Linked DNA regions of Homo sapiens: region 1 is linked to region 2. Evidence: read pairs that join two places in POLR2A ChIA-PET (ENCODE). Cell type or tissue: HepG2. All regions are shown on one strand. Each heading gives the region's core, and the rest is flanking DNA. Links, peaks and the distances in the headings are about the cores only.

Evidence for each region. ChIA-PET counts read pairs that join two places held together with the same protein. Peaks named below come from ENCODE experiments on the same cell type or tissue, not always from the same donor. Only the 100,000 strongest peaks of a DNase experiment are listed, where the experiment ranks them.
Region 1: POLR2A ChIA-PET joins it to region 2 with 5 read pairs; 3 of 35 experiments call an interaction of 5 or more read pairs at or near these places.

Annotation. Positions count from the first base shown.
Region 1 is chr17:37,686,032-37,694,294 of GRCh38, reverse strand. HNF1B (HNF1 homeobox B) reads left to right here. Exons shown (of 9, transcript NM_000458.4): 9 at 6,903-7,864. The coding sequence ends at 6,923. Among named protein-coding and RNA genes, the nearest start is that of DDX52, 47 kb to the right of the region's middle. In HepG2, for the core only: no CTCF peak of the experiment used is centred there; a DNase peak (open chromatin) is centred at 4,864.
Region 2 is chr17:37,766,103-37,774,365 of GRCh38, reverse strand. No RefSeq gene overlaps it. Among named protein-coding and RNA genes, the nearest start is that of HNF1B, 25 kb to the right of the region's middle. In HepG2, for the core only: a CTCF peak has its summit at 3,251; a DNase peak (open chromatin) is centred at 3,255.

The DNA.
Region 1 (8,263 bases), core at 3,651-6,150, 81 kb after region 2:
ACCACGCCTGGCTAATTTTTTGTATTTTTAGTAGAAACAGGGATTCACCATGTTGGCCAGGCTGGTCTCGAACTCCTGACCTCAGGTGATCCACCTGCCTCAGCCTCCCAAAGTGCTGGGATTACAGGCGTGAGCCACTGCACCTGGCCATCTTCAAGTATCTTTATAGTAATGCCCCACTCCCAGGACCAGTTTTTTGTGTTAGTCCATTTGCATCACTATAAAGGAATACCTGAGGCTGGGTAACTTAAAAAGAAAATATGTTTAATTGGCTCATGGCTCTGCAGGTTGTGGTGCCAGCATCTGCATCTGGTGAGGGCCTTAGGAAGCTTACAGTCAGGGCAGAAGGTAAAGGGGGAATAGGCATGTCATATGGTGAGATAAAGAGCAAGAGAGAGAAAGGGAAGATCCCAGACTCTTAAACAACCAGATCTTGTGTGAATTAACTTGAGCGAGAGCTCACTTATCACCAAGGGGATGGCGCTGAGCCATTCATAAGGGATCTGCCCCTGTGATCCAATATCTCCCACCAGGCCTTACCTCCAACACTGGGTATCGTATTTCAACATGAGATTTGGAAGGGACACACATCTAAACCATATCACTAGGTATCAAGGACATACGAGTGAGGGGAGAGAAGGATTTCTTGGTCAAATATGTTGGGGGAACTGCTGGATTACACAAAGTTAAATGCTACTGGGCAGGGCTTCTCAGAGCATTTCACTTGCTGATGTGTGCACTGAACCGGGCAATTAGCGTGCACCCTGCTCGAGTCAAAGGGACACATCCTGAGCAGTGCTATTTTAGAGGTATTGTACAGTGGTAGGAAACGCCAGCAGACCTGAGCTACTTTCAGCTTCATCACCCCCTGGTATGTGACCTTGGGCAGTTAATTCCCTGTTGGGAGACTCAGTTTCTTCATCTATAAATGGGGAAAATCCCACCCCCATCTCACAAAATATTCAATGTGCCTAACAGAATGCCTAGTACATAGTCAAGTATTCAAAGTGGTAGCCCCCTCCCTGTTTTCTCTCCCGTCTGTGATCCTTTAGGAGATAGTTGTCTCCCCTTCCAGTGACTCTTTTTTTTTTTTTTTTTTTTTTTTGAGATGGAATCTCACTCTGTCACCCAGGCTGGAGTGCAATGGTGTGGTCTCAGCTCACTGCAACCTCCGCCTACTGGGTACAAGCAATTCTCCCGCCTCAGCCTCCCAAGTAACTGGAACTACAGGCACAGGCCACCACACCTGGCTAATTTTTTGTATTTTTAGTAGAGACGGGGTTTCACTATGTTGGCCAGGCTGCTCTCAAATTCCTGACCTCGTGATCTGCCCGCCTCTGCCTCCCAAAGTGCTGGAATTACAGGTGTGAGCCACTGGACCCGGCCTAGTGACTCTTTCAATATCCAATTCAGTGCTTGGTCTACATGCAGTCAAAGGAGGCTGGGAGAAGAAAATGTCTCAGGATTACTACCATCTCTCAAGCACATCCTACCTCTTGGGCCTGGGCTCCGGATCCCTGTTTCCCATTCTCCTGCTGATACACAGACTCCCTGCTCACCTATTTCCCAGGAAAAAAGCAAATAGTTCAGGGCCTGTCAAAGCACCCATACCCTTTGGGCTTAGCCAAATGCCTGGGCTATATTAGATGTTCAGTAAATAACAAAGAATGAATGAACGAACGAACGAATGAATGCAGAACCCGTGTTTTTTGATGCCTCCATTTTCCAAGCAGCACCCCAGATGCTTTTCTAGCTTACATTTCCTGGAGAACCCTCTTACCCATTCTGCAAGGTCGTTATTTTTATACCTGATTTACAAAGCAGAAAACTGAGGTTCAAAGATGGGTATGGATCTGGTCAAGTTCAAACAGATCATAAATTCCAGAGCTGGACTTCCAGACTGGCTTTCTCACTCCAAACTCATTAAACAACGTTCATCTTCCAATATCCACTTTTAAGCACCCATAATAACAACCCAAGGTTATGCAGGTATAAGGCTAAAGCCAGGATTTGTACTTGTATCTGTCTGATCCCAGTACTTCCTGTTGTCAAGGCAGACATGCCCCAAGGGCCTTGGGGATTACAGGTCAGGAACCCCAGGCTGGGACTTCTCGCGCCAAGAATCCTTCTGCATCTACTGCCATCTGTCCCTTCCAGAGCACATACGTCTCCCTCCTTCTCAACTCTTGGGTGCTGGCAAGTTATCTCTGAGTGGGTTTGTGCCTGAGTTCAACAATGCCCCGCTAGTCTGGAAACAAGACCACAGCAACCACTGACCTCAGTTAGAACAAGTGCAGGCAGGTTGTGAGCCAACTCCTGTTTCCACAGTGTTCTCTCCCCGCTGCTTGACTTCCTAGTTTATGGGAAGGTGAAGAGAGGGCCCCCAGAGCAGTAACTAGTCAGGGCACTGACAAGGGGGCAGGTGGGTGGCCTCATCATCTATCCCCTTCGGCTATTCCTCTCCCAGCTTCTTCACTGGGTGAGGAAGCAGAGTGTTCTGATGGTTGGGAGCATCGACCTGGGAGTTAGGCAGATCTGGGCTCAACATTCTACCACTTTCTACCTGTGTGACCTCAGAGAAATGTCTTAGCCTCTTTGAGCCTCTGTTTGCTCACCTGTAAAATGAAGATAATGATACCTCTTTCATGGGATCACTGAAAGGACTAACTGCACGAAGACCTGTAAAATACTTCACTCAGCGCATGTCCCAAAGGAAACACCCAGCCCATGGAAGCTGGGTCACTCTTGGCTTCCCCTGCTAGCACCCCTGAGCGGCTCTGAGTTTGGGAAAAGGGTCTTACGTGGCAAAGGGCATTTATTTCCCCGTGTTGAGGGGGTTGAAAGAAGTGCTCTTACATAGGGGTGAAGAGCACAAGCCTTGCTGTTGTGAGACCCCGGCCAACTTACTTATCACCTCTCCAGGCCACACTTCCCTCATCTGTAAAACCGGAATTATAATCATGACTTTTAATTAATGGAGCCACAATGAATCTCACATAAGTTCATGGTCATAGAAGTGACTTATCTGTCCTCACTGTCTCCACTTCCTCACCCTCAATTCTCTCTTGAGATCACTGCAGACTGGCCTTTATCCTCACGCCTCACTGTGTCCAGCTCACGATCCCCTCCATGCTGCTGAAACCAATGGTTACTTTTCAACCTCTGTCTCTGACACAGCTGATCTCTCCCTCCTTTTTTCCATGGGAGTTTGGGATACTACCATTCCTGGTTCTTCTACGGCACTGGCCACTTCTCATCTCCTCAGCTGGCAACTCATCTTCCCAATATTTATGTGTTGGAGGGCCCCGGGCCTCATTCTTTGGCCTCTTCTCATCTGTGCTCACTCCTGGGTGATCTCCTCCAGTCCCATGGCTTTAGGTCAAGTGTACACGCCGATGGTTCCTGTAATTCTGTGTACAGTCCGGTCTTCCCTACTGAGTGCTCACTCACAGATCCAGTGCTGCTTCGGCAGGGACAGACGCATGTCTAAAATATCTAATAAGCCTCTTGAATTCAACGTGCCTAAAATAGGAACTCTTCATTTTGCCCTATTTCATCCTATCAAAATTGCTTCCCCCATGGGCTTCTCCATTTCCAAAACTGGTACCAGTTGTTCAAGTGAGAGAGCTGAGAGTATCCCTGATTCTTCTCTCCACATCACATCAGTCTCTCAATAAGTTCTACTAGGGGACCCTCAGAATACATCCTAAATCTGACCTCTTCTCACACTCCCATCAGGACTGCCCTAGTCCCAGCCCAGGCCCCCTTGTCTCTCCCTGATCTCCTTAGGTGGCCCTTGCCTGTCTCCCACTTCCACCCTTGCCCCACTGGGGGCTGTTCGCCAGAGTGATCTCTTACAAAGAGACATCAAGCATGTCAATCCCCTGTCAAAACTCTCCAATAGCTTTCCATCACAACCAAACTAAAACAGAGACATACAGGACCCTATGTGATTATGCCCCTGCCAGTGTCGCCGTTCTCACCTCCTTCCTCCCTCCATCACCCGCTCAGCTTTAGCTGTGCCAGGGCTGAAGAGATCCCACTCCAGGACTCCTGCATTTGTGGTGTCTGCCTGGAGCTCTTTTTTTCTGTGCATTTTTACATGCTTGCCCCTTCACTTCATTCAGCTCAAATGTTACCATTTCAAAGAGGCCTCGCCTGATTCCCATATCTAAGTTAATCTCTTTTTCCTCAAGCTGCCCTAACCTCTATGCTTATTTTTCTATGGAGTGCTCATCTCCACCTAAAGTTGTAGTGTGTGTGTGTGTGTGTGTGTGTGTGTGTGTGTGTGCACGCATTTGTTTACTTGTTTATTATTCAAAGCCTTCACTAGGAGGTAAAGCCTGTGAAGAAGTGGGCAGGGTGTTGTTTACAGCTGCATCTCCAGTGTCTAAAAAAGTGCCAAGTACACAGTAGGCACTCAAACGTGTTAAATGAATTCACGATAATCACCTACTTCAAAGGGTCGACGTAAGAACTCGAGGCAGTGATGCTTGTGAAGCCCTTGGTATGGTGCCTGGCACACAGTAGGATGTCGATAAATGTTAGCTCTTACCATTATGTAACAAATCCTCTTAGAATAAGGATGTCCTTCACATTTGCCACAGCTACCACACCTTTCAGACGGAGGGCCCCGCGGTCTCTCAGAGATCTTCTGGGCCAGGCCCCCGTGGGGCTGCGTGTGCTGGGCCTCCAGTTCTAAGGGACCACAGTGCACCCCTTATCAGATGTTTGTGTTTAGACTCTGAAGGAGGCAAATAACTCTAGTTCTTTTGACAACATTTTGGGCTCTGCCACCATTTTATTATGTGAGCAAACATTTGATAGCTGGGAAGCCCATCCCTAATGACAGGCCATAGAATCTCACTGGCGTCTCCTTATCTGCCCTTCTTGTTTGCTCTTCTTTTGAAACCTGCAAGGTCACAAGCCGTTTTCTCTCTCCTCCACCTGAAATCTGAAAATTGGAAAAAGGCTGATAGTGGGAAGTAAAGAGACTTGAGAGTGGGGGTGGGCCAGGGGAGGAAGAGGAGGCAAAGGGTATCAGAGGACCCTGACCAACGTCTCAAGAATGTGGAAGGGTCAGAAGCCTGTCTCCTCACATGCACGCACTGCTCAGCCCCCCTCTTTTTTTTTTTTTTTTTTTTTTTTGTGAGACCAAGTCTTGCTCTGTCGCCCAGGCTGGAGTGCAGTAGCATAATATCGGCTCACCACAACCTCCGCCTCCTGGGTTCAAACGATTCTCTTGCCTCAGCCTCTCAAGTAGCTGGGACTACAGGTGTGCACCACCATGCCCAGCTAATTTTTGTATTTTTAGTAGGGATGTGGTTTCACTATGTTGGCCAGGCTGATCTCGATCTCCTGACCTTGTGATCCACCTGCCTTGGCCTCTCAAAGTGCTGGGATTACAGGCGTGAGGCACTGCGCCAGGCCTTCAGCCCCACTCTTAAGAGTACTGAGGAGCAGCAGGGGCTTGGGCCGAAGAACCCCATGTTAATAATAACAATTGTGCCAAGGACCATGCTCAGGACTCCACAGGTGTTGACTCATCTAATCACACAACAACTCCCATATTATAGGGGAAGAAACTGAGGCACAGAGAGAGTAACTTGTCCAAGAGCACAAAGCTTAGTAGAAGGCTCCTCACCTCCAAGCATGATTGAAAGAGCACATGCTGAGTGGCCACCTAGACAGCTAGTTTGAAGCTGTGGCTCCACACTCTCCTAGTTCTTAAACCATGGACAATTCACTGACTCTCTTTTAGCCTTGTTTTCCTAATTTGTCAAATAGACATAATGGTATCCTCATATAGGGTTATGGTTGGAGCACTGATCAATGCGATAACAGTGGCCTTTAGTGGTATTGGTAGGTGTAAGTGTGTGTGTGTGTGTGTGTGTGTGTGTGTGTGTGTGTGTGTTTGGGGGGATCTTGAGAGAATAAGCCACTAAGTCAAAGGCAGAACCTTAGATGCCGGCAAAAGCAAAAGGGAAGGAGGAGACACAGGGAGACAAAAAGAGACTCCCCAGAAGTGAAAAGGAAAGCAGTGACACTCCATGACAGTTCAAATGAATAAGGCCCAGGCACTGGAGGGCAAGGCTGCCCTGAGTTGGGTGAGGTGGCTTCTCTCGAGGGCTTCTCCAGCCATTCTGGGGTCTCCTGCCCTGGCCCACCCACAAGGATGGCATCAGAGGCCTTCAGCCTTTGGATCCTTTCCCTGGTCCTCTGAGTTTCTTATGCTAAAGTAAGAAACCCGTAGAAAGCACTTTGCAATTTGCAAAGCTCCTTCCTGATGAGTAGTTTGAGTGGTCATTTTCTCGTGTGCTTTCTGGCCTTGCTGCCCTAGGTGAGCAGCACTGGCACACCCTGGGAACTTGTTAGAAATGCAGACTCTTAGGTGCACCCCAGGCCTACAAGTCAGAATTAAACCAGAATCCACATTTTCACAGGCTCTCTGGTACTTGTGGGTCCGTTAAAGTTCGAGAAGCATTAGTATAGGAGGCCTCTGCTCTTAGCGGTCTTAGGAAGAGACCCTTGCTTCCACGAGAGGCAAGAGCTCACCATCCAGCTGCCTTTTCAAGTACACTAAGCACTCTATAAATGCCACTGTCACAGAAAGAGGAGCCCAGCTTCAGGATTCAGGTCAGCAAGTTAAGACTACTTCAAGGTCCCCAGCAATTCACTTCTTTCTTCTGAAGTGGCCAGGAAAGCCGGCTCCCGGGTTTTCCTGCAGGAAGTGTGCCTCAGCATGAAAACTGCAGAACTGAGCAGACACGAGGCCCCCAGCCCTCCACCTGCTGCTCTTTGCTGGTTGAGTTGGGCATCATCTCCCTTAGAGAAGCCAAACTAATGGCCCATGACCCTGCCAAATGACACAGCTGAGCACCCTCTCTCCTCTCTCTCTGCAGTGTCCTCTACAAGCCTGGTGATGCCCACACACCACTTACTTCGTGCGCAACAACAAGGACCCTGTTTTCCACACCATCACCCTCTGGGCAGCTGTCATGGAAAAGCCCAGTGACCTGACCAGCACCTGCGAGAGGTCCCTGCTTACCTGACGGACGTCCTGCTGGCACCTCAGACAATCCACTCTCAGGAGGCGCAGCCCGAAGCCCAGTTTCCCTTCTATGCAGTATTGCCACAATGCCTCTCCCACGATGTCAAGGACTCCTGTCTGTCCTGGAGGTGGGAGACAAGGAACCTCCGAAGAGGAAGCAAGAAAGCCGTACTGTCTATGTTGTGATCCTTCATCGAACAAACTGATGCGAAAACTTGAATCTGTTACTGAAATGAGGAGAGAAGGACATGTGCTATTGAACTGAGCCAAACACACTGTAAATATCCACAGACTCCCTCCCCTGCCCCCATCCCAAATGATCTTGAGATTTCTTTTAAAGAAGTAAATTTGTCCAATGGCTGTAAACTATAAACTACTGTAATTAAGTGCAATTTCCCCTCTGTGTCCTCTCCCCTCTGCCCTGTATATAATACTAAAGTGTCTATTAGTTTTCTTTGTAAAGGTCAGAGTCAAAATTTCAAAAGTGATCTGTCCCCTCTCCCCTCATGGAGAAACATCCTAAGTGGGAAGTGAAGCCCCTTGTCCTCTCCCGCGGGCCTGGACACTTATGGGGACAGCATACCTTGGACTGACTACCAGCTAACTCCAGTCTCCTGACATTAAGACACACCTCTGGATCCCTGGAGGGGCTGAATGTAGTGTGTCAGAGTAACATGCCAGCTTCCTGTGGGCCAGGAGCTCAGCCGTGCACTCCCTAAGAAACCCCAGGGCAGGGAAACTGGCTGTTTGATAGCAGAAGAAAAAGTTGCAGTCTCAGAAAGCCTTCCATTAAAACAATTTATTTTATCACTACCCAGAGTCTCATATTTCTGTCTCTGATACTTTCCCTGCCATGGTTCCACCGAGAACCCCTGGCCCCTGGTCTCCTTGGAATTTTCTGTATACTCCACTGGGATCCTGTAGTGTGTCATCTAGGGGTGTAGAGAGGTGGGTGGCCTTCTCTTGCCGTCATGCTCCCAGTGTCTGTGTAGGCTTTACTGCTGATTGAGGTGAAGAAGAGTTGAATCCCCCAGTAAGACTCCACAAGTCGCTCAGAGGGAATCTGGCCAGAGCAGGAGCTAGCACCCTTTTCTTCCCTGCAACTCACAGGGGTAAAGTCATAGAGTCAATTCTTGGTGGGTGACATGTGATAGAAACAGACAAAAAGTAGGATGAATGAAAACTCTGCGGGTAAATTGTTTAGCCTCATTT
Region 2 (8,263 bases), core at 2,259-4,758:
AGGTCCTTCTCCTAGTGAAAAATATGCATTGGGTGCTTACTGTATGCCTGTGCTTTGTGGAGCTCCTCCTGTGTTAACTGTTTTCATCCCCATGTACAATCCTATAATAGACATTATCAGCTTGCAGGTGAGAAAATCAAGGCTTAAACCTACAGTACGATTATAATTTTCATTAAAATGTGTATAGCAGCTAAAACATGATTACAGAGGGAAATAGTTGGACTGGCATTTTTGAATGGGGTTAAAACAAAAAAACTTGCCCAGCTGAGATTCAAGTCCAGGTCTGCCTGACACCAGTTGCTGCACTCTGCAGCCTCTCACAACACCACACCACCCAAAGTCTGTTTCAGCCTCTCAACACCCTGTGTGGCTCTAGGCACTGTCCCCTTTATATGGAGAACATGGCCCTCTGCCTGCATGATCAGAACTGAGTGAGAGTTCACCAGGCTTCCTGCCTTCTCAGTAAAAGAAAAGTGTTCCATGATGGAAAGAATGTGGCCTTTGGCACTAGATGAATCCAGGTTTGCATCCTGACTTCTGCATTCAGTAACTTTAGTAAGTCACCGAACGTCTCTGAGTCTTCATTTTCTCATCTGCAGCATGGAAGCCCGCCTCTCAGTGATGAGGACTGGAGTCCAGCACAGAGCCTGGTTAGAGTAGGAGTGTTTCCATGTGGTTATCCATTGATTGTGGAGGAGCCGCTAAGGTCCAGCTCTCCCCACGCCAGTGAAGCTGCTGTGAGACAATCATTGGTTATTAGAAGTGCTCTCTAAATAGTGAAGGATGAGCAAGAGGTTCAGTGGCCCCTCAGTGAAAAAAACTAATTACCCAGGATGTTTCTCCAGCTGCTACCTTTGCCATTTCCTTCCGCTCCTTCCAACTGATGCCACCAGAATTTGCCCAATTCTTCCACCAGTGGGATGTCTCTATCTTTTGATAAGACTATCCATTCCCCAATCTCCTAAGATGTTTATCTTCATCTTCATTGTGCCTAGTCATTGATTTTCTTGTTTTATCCCCCTTTCCAAGCTCACCAGATGCTCTGTGCCTCAACTGTTCCACACTGCTCTTTGCATGTCCTGTAGTTGGCACACAGAAAATTCTAGTAGGGTGTATGACACAAGGGCAGTGACCACATCCCCAGGTCCAAGCACCATGCCTACCATATAGGAGGTGTTCAATAAATGTGTGATATGTGGGTGAATGAAGGAAGGAATGAATCATTAACAAGTTGTATGTATGGCCTGAGTGGAGAGTGAGTTATCCAACAGTAGGTTCTTGCAGAGGACCTATTGTTGGCTGTGAGCAGAGACTCACAAGACAGGTCAGCCAGGCTCCCTGGGAGGCAGGGCGGATTACGTGCAGCCTTTCTGCTACATGTTTCATATGTATCAAGCCTGTCCAACCCATGGCCCATGGGCCACATGTGGCCTGGGACAGCTTTGAATGCAGACCAGCACAAATTTGTAAATTTTCTTAAAACATTATTTTTTTTAGCTCATCAGCTATCGTTAGTGTTAGTGTATTTTATATGTGGCCCAAAACAATTTTTATTCCAATGTGGCCCAGGCAAGTCAAAAGATTGGACATCCCGATATATATCATCTCATTTAATTCTCAAAAGAACCCTAGCCTTGCAAGGGGAAACCCCATCTTACAAAGAAGACTCACTCGCCTGGTTACCCAGCAAGGTGAGGAGTCTAACCTGGGTCTCTCTGACTCCAAAGCCAGTGTCGCTTCCTCACGCTGGGGGTTAAGTGCATGGGCTCTGATGCCAGACAATTTGGGTTCATATCCTGATTTGCCTCTTACTAGCAGAGGGAGCTATGACAATTCAAAGGACTCCCAAGTCATGATTATCTTTTTTTTTTTGAGACGGTGTCTCGCTCTGTCACCCAGGCTGGAGTGGCACGATCTCGGCTCACTACAAACTCCGCCTCCCAGGCTCACTCCATTCTCCTGCCTCAGCCTCCTGAGTTAGCTGGGACTACAGGCACCCACCACCACGCCCAGCTAATTTTTTTGTATTTTTAGTAGAGACGGAGTTTCACTGCACTAGCCAGGATGGTCTCGATCTCCTGACCTCGTGATCCGCCCGCCTCGGCCTCCCAAAGTGCTGGGATTACAGGTGTGAGCCACCATGCCCAGCCCCCAAGTCCTGATTATCTTATCTGTAAAATGAGGATAATTATATTTCCTACTTCAAGAGTTGCTGTAAGAATTACATGAGATAATATAAGAAAAAGATCATGAGCCAAGCGCACAGTAAGTCTTCAGTAGCAGCAGTAACAGCAGCAACAATAGCAATAGTAGTAGTGGTGGTGGTAGTGGTACTAGGAATGGTATGAACAGTGGTAGGAGTGGCAGTGGTAGGGGTGGGATTCATAATGGCAGGAGTGTAATTAATAGTAATCATAGTGGCCAAGTGCTGTGGTTCACACCTGTAATCCCAGCACTTTGGAAGGCCAAGGCAGGAGGATTGCTTGAGGGCAGGAGTTCAAGACCCCATTTCTGGAAAAAATTTTTAAAAATTGGTCAAGTGTGCTGGCATGCACCTGTAGTCCCAGCTATTTGGGGGCTGAGACAGGAGGATTACTTGAGCCCAGGAGTTCAAGGCTGCAGTGAGCTATTATTGCACCACTGCATTCCAGCCCGGGCAACACAGCGAGACACCAACTCTTAAAAAAAAAAAAATAGTGGTATATTGGTGGTGGTGGTATTAATAGTGGTAGTGGTAGTAGTAGTAGCAGTATTAATAGTGGTAATCATGGTAATAGTAGTGGCATTAGTGGTGGTTGTAGTGATAGTAACACTAGTGGTGGTGGTGGTAGTGGCAATAGTAGTGGTATTAATGGTGGTAGGCGTGACCATAGCACTAGTCATGTAGTGGTAGTAATGGTAGTATTAATAGAGGTTGTAATGGTTGTTGTAGTAGTGATATTAACCGTGATAGAAGTGGTGGTAGCAGTAGTAATGGTAGTGGTTGCAGAGTAGGGTATTAGTCGTGGTGGCAGGAATTGAGTGGTGGTAGTAAGTAGTGGCAGTACCGGGGTGATTTTAATGTTGACGTGTCCTGAAGGCATGGTGGAATTTGAGGATGTCAAGTGGGCTTGTTAACTTAAGGTACTTCCACTCTGGGAGACGGGGTGAGTATAGCAGTGGGAGAGGGATGCAACGTAAACCTGTATTCTGGGCACCCAGTTGTCCTTACGAGCAGGAGAGCTGTAATTCCCAGGCACAGCCACAAGGCGGGGGCAATGATTTGGCATTCATGACATCGGAACACGCCTAGGGAAAAATAACTGGCTCAGGAGCTGGGAGCACCCTGAGGACCCTAGGAGACTCCCGGGAGATGAAGGAGAGTTGGTTGGCTGAGCTTCAGAAACAGTTTGATCCTTGGGGTTTAAGACAGACATCAGCAGAGCAGGGTCAGCCACAGGAAAGCAGGAAGGGAAAGTGCAAAATGGGACGAGAGCAACAGGGGTGACCCCAAAACTGTGGTTCTCAACTTGTTTCCACCTGAGTGACAACATTGGGACAGGGTGTGTGTGTGGCCCTCACTTCCAGGGGTGGGTGGACGCAAATGGGACACAGATGACGAGCAGTTCCCCTTTCTTTCTCACTCATCAGGACCCTCTATTATGTGGTGGGTGTCCGAGAGTTTGAGGACCACTGATCTGGACCAGAACATGGTGGCCAGAGGACGCAGAGAGAAAGTTTAAAAGGTACAGTCATCTTTCAAGGAGCTACCTACACACAGAGGACTAGAGTGGCTGAGGGTGGGCTGTGGGTGTCAATGCTAAAAACATGGCTTTAGGGTTAGGGTTTATAAAAGGGGCCCAGATTCCAATTCTGGCTCTACACTTTTAGCTACATGACCTTTGACAAGGAGATAATATTAGTACTGGTAGGTTTGTTGTCCAGAGTAAATGAGATGATATCTTTAAAGAGCTTAGCATGTGCCTGGTAGTAACTACAGTTAACTGCTCAAAAAAGGGCAGCTATGATTATTACTATCATTATTGTTACATGGGCGTGATGATGGAGAGAGATTGCTTTTAAATCCTCTCTCTACAATCCCATCAATGTTACACGGTCTTATACAGGAGCTGTCCTGTATTTTGCTCAAGGTGTGTTATGTGTAATAGAACTGGCTTCCCAATGAGATTTCAAGGCCCCCCAGGGTAAAGCTATATGTCTCTTGACTTTTGGACAATTCCAATTATAACTCTGGACATAGAGTAGTTGGGTGATCAATATACTTGTCCATTGGTCTGTTGTAAAATTGGTAGCCTGTAAATTTTCCGGCATGGCACCTAACAAAGCAATGCAATCATTATTTGCTAAAGCACCCGCTGTATGCTGAGAACAGTGGGATAGTCTAATTTGGGGAGATTATCCTATGCATCCCTGTCTTCTCATTGCTAAGCTATGACTCTGGGGGAGTCCACTGAATCTCTCCTCTTCCCTCCACTCTGACCAAACTGACCCCATTTTTCTGGGCAGAAACACTGGCATGGAACAGAAGAGACAGTGCTAGAAACTAACTTGGTTCCGTGAATTTAGGCCTTTGTTTTTCAAGTTCACAAGACCATTTCCTGAGGGACTAGACAAAATCGATATAAAGTTGCTGTGACACTGAAGGAAAGGAAGAGAGAAAGAACCGAAAGTCCTGCTTAAATAAACTCAAGGGAAGCCAATGGGGTAAAGGTCCACATTAAATATCTTCTCTGGTCTCCTTGGCCTCGTTGCTCTTCTGCCTTATGGGTCTGTTTCCTCCTGTGGAACATAAGGGTACAAAAGCAGTGGGTTGCCAAGGTCATTTAAGGACCCTGGACATAGCTCTATGTGGAGACTCACGGTGACAGAATTCTGGCTGCTTTTTAGTCACTAACCCCCTGTGTGGCCAGGGCCCCGGAGTCACTCATCCTCTCTGCACCTCAGCTTCCCCAAGTGCAGGTGACCTCCAAGTTTGCCCTGGCTGACCTTTAAAGGCCATCCCAGCCGGGACACCAATGCTAACGTTCTGCCCAGTTCTGCCTGCCCTGCTCTCACCCCTGACCCAACACTGTTTGGGGTTTGAGTGGTGGGTGAGTTTCACTTCTTTTTCTTTGTCTCGATGGCAGGTAACTTTCGTGATGACATACTCCTGCAAAGATGGCGTGGGACATAATTCTCATGGATGGAGGTGAACATGACTGTCCCTTGATACAAGGGGTAGAATTGATTGGGTTGCTGTTGTCCTTTGAGAATCACCACCCGACTCTATGTGGCTGTTTCTTCAATTGCAAAATGAGAGAGCATGTTTCCTTTTTAATCAGCAATATTACCCTTAAGGAAACCTTGAAGGGCAGTTCTATTATTAAATATCTCAAGCACAAACTTTGATAAATGGCTTCTTTTTTTGCAAATTACAAATTGAATAGCCTTCTCTCCTCCTGTGCTCCTGCACTCTCTTCAACCCCGAACTACAGGGGCTCTTTCAAGGGCAGTTACCCCTTTGAGATGGGGAAAGAGGTGCCATTAATATGAACTTTCTCCCTCATCCTGGTTCACCCTCCATTTCATTGCTGGCTGAAGGCCTCCTGTACAACCAGACACATTTGAATAATTAATACTCAGTAAGTTGAATGGTTGACCTTCAACAGCTCTATGGCTCCTGAAACCGAGAATGTTGTCTGTGAAGGCAGGGTCTTATGAAAAGGTCCAGGATGGTGCCTGAGGGAGGCTCCCTCATTAAACTCAAAGAATGTGGGATGAGAGCAGAAGCTGGCATGACTGCAGCCTCACCCAAGCCTCTGTGGAGAGCATCTTAGGTAGGAACTGGGCTTAAGTGAGAGTCAGTGATAAATGAGTGGCCATACCACATCTCAGAAGACTGAACATGTGACTGAGATAAAAATGATCCGGTCTGCAGATCAGGAAGAGATGAGGCCCTAAGACCTGTCAGGGGACAGGGAATGAATGTCCTTCATTCATCCACTCAAAAAACAGGTATTGGGTCCGGGCACGGTGGCTCATGCCTGTAATCCCAGCACTTTGGGAGGCCGAGGTGGGCGAATCACCTGAGGTCAGGAGTTCAAGACCAGCCTGGCCAACATGGCAAAACTCTCTCTACTAAAATACCAAAAAATTAGCCAGGCATGGTGGCGCATGCCTGTAGCTACCTGGGAGGCTGAGGCAGGAGAATCACTTGAACCTAGAAGGCAGGGGTTCCAGTGAGGTGAGATGGTGCCACTGCACTTCAGCCTGGGTAACAGAGCGAGACTCTGTCTCAAAACAAACAAACAAAAAAACCATGTATTGAGAGCTACAAAGTGCCAGGCATTGTTGTAGACACTAGGGTTATATTAGTGAACAAACCAGAACCTCCCCTCCCAAAAGAGAAACCCTGCCTTTGTGGGGCTTACATTCTAGTTGGGGAGTTACATGACAAATAAAACGAACTTGTTCAATGCATCGTTTGCCAGACGGTGATAAGTGCTTAGAAGGAGAAAGGAGGCAGAGCGTGGGGCTGGAGAACATTGGGTAGGAGATGAGCTGCAGTTTTAATAAAGGTGGGCAAGGGAAGCCTCCCCAAGGAGATGGCAAATTAGCACACATTTGTGGGAGCTGAGGAGTGGGCTCTGCAGCCATCTGGGGAAGAGGGTCCCAGGGCAGGAAAACTGCAAGTGCAAAGGCCCTGGGGCAGAAATGTGTCCTGATGTGTTCCAGAAAGAGCCAGGAGGCCCCATGGGGGGAGTCAAGTCCGTCTCATAGGGCTTTTGCTCCCAGTGAGACCGGAAGCCATTCGAGCGTTTATCAACAGAGAAAGACATGATGTGGCTTCTGACTTAACAGGATTCCTCCGGCTACTGTGTGGAGAAGAGATTGTAGGGAGCAAGGGAAGATGCAGAGGGACCAAATAAGATGACAGGAAAGATGCCTGGTGTGACTGAAAGGAGAATGGTGGAGGAGCCAAGAAGTGGTCAGATCCTGGGTTTATGTTGAAGGAAGTTTGGCAGATTTGCTGAAGGAGTAGATACAGGTGTAAGAGAAAAGGACAAGTCATTGGTTCTTGTTTTGGGGCCTGAGCAGCTAGAAAGATGAAATTCCCATGTATAGAACTGAGAGAGATTGCAAGAGAGTTGAGCAAGAAAATAGGAAGCAGCATATGAACAATGCAGGGAGGGGACGTGTGGCATGCCTGCCCCACCTAGGAGAGTTCAAGGAATCTTACAAAACCGTGTCAGCTGGGGCACGCTGCACAAGCGGTGCTGCAGGGTAAGAGAACATTTTCTTGAGTCAGAGCACCTGGCTTCATTCAGGTCCCTCGTCTGCCAGTCTCTAGTGAAGGGATTTGGGACACATCATTTAAGCAACCTGTGCTTCAGTCTACTTATCTTCAAAATCCCGGAGTGTGTGTGTGTGTGTGTGTGTGTGTGTGTGTGTGTGTGTGTGTGTGAGAGAGAGAGAGAGAGAGAGAGAGAGAATATATATATAGCTTCTTAAAATGCAAAACATGGCCGAGTACAGTGGCTCATGCCTGTAATCCCAGCACTTTAGGAGGCCGAGGTGGGCAGATCATGAGGTCAGGAGATCGAGACCATCCTGGCTAACATGGTGAAACCCCGTCTCTACTAAAAATACAAAAAACTAGCCATGCGTGGTGGCAGGCGCCTGTAGTCCCAGCTACTCAGGAGGCTGAGGCAGGAGAATGGCTTGAACCAGGGAGGCGGAGCTTGCAGTGAGCCAAGATTGCGCCACCTCACTCCAGCCTGGGGGACAGAGTGAGAATCCATCTCAAAGCAAAAAACAAACCAAAAAAATGCAAAACATTAAACCCAGAGGCAGAGGTACAGTGAAAGGAGATTAGACTTTGGAATCGAAAGAGCTGCAGCCCCTTCTTAGCTACATGATGTTAGACAAGTTTCTTTTTTTTGGAGACGGAGTCTCACTCTGTCACCCAGGCTAGAGTGCAGTGGCGTGATCTCAGCGCACTGCAACCTCTGCCTCCTGGGTTCACGCGATTCTCCTGCCTCAGCCTCCTGAGTAGCTGGGATTACAGGCGTATGCCACTGTGCCCATCTAATTTTTGTTGTTGTTGGTTCTTTTTTTTAGTAGAGACGGGGTTTTGCCATGTTGCCCAGGCTGGTCTCAAACTTCTGACCTCGGGTGATCCTCCTGCTTCAGCCTCCCAAAGTGCTGGGATTACAAGCATGAACCACCATGCCCGGCCAATGTTGGGCAGGTTTTTTAATCTCTCAAAGTCTTGGTTTCCTCA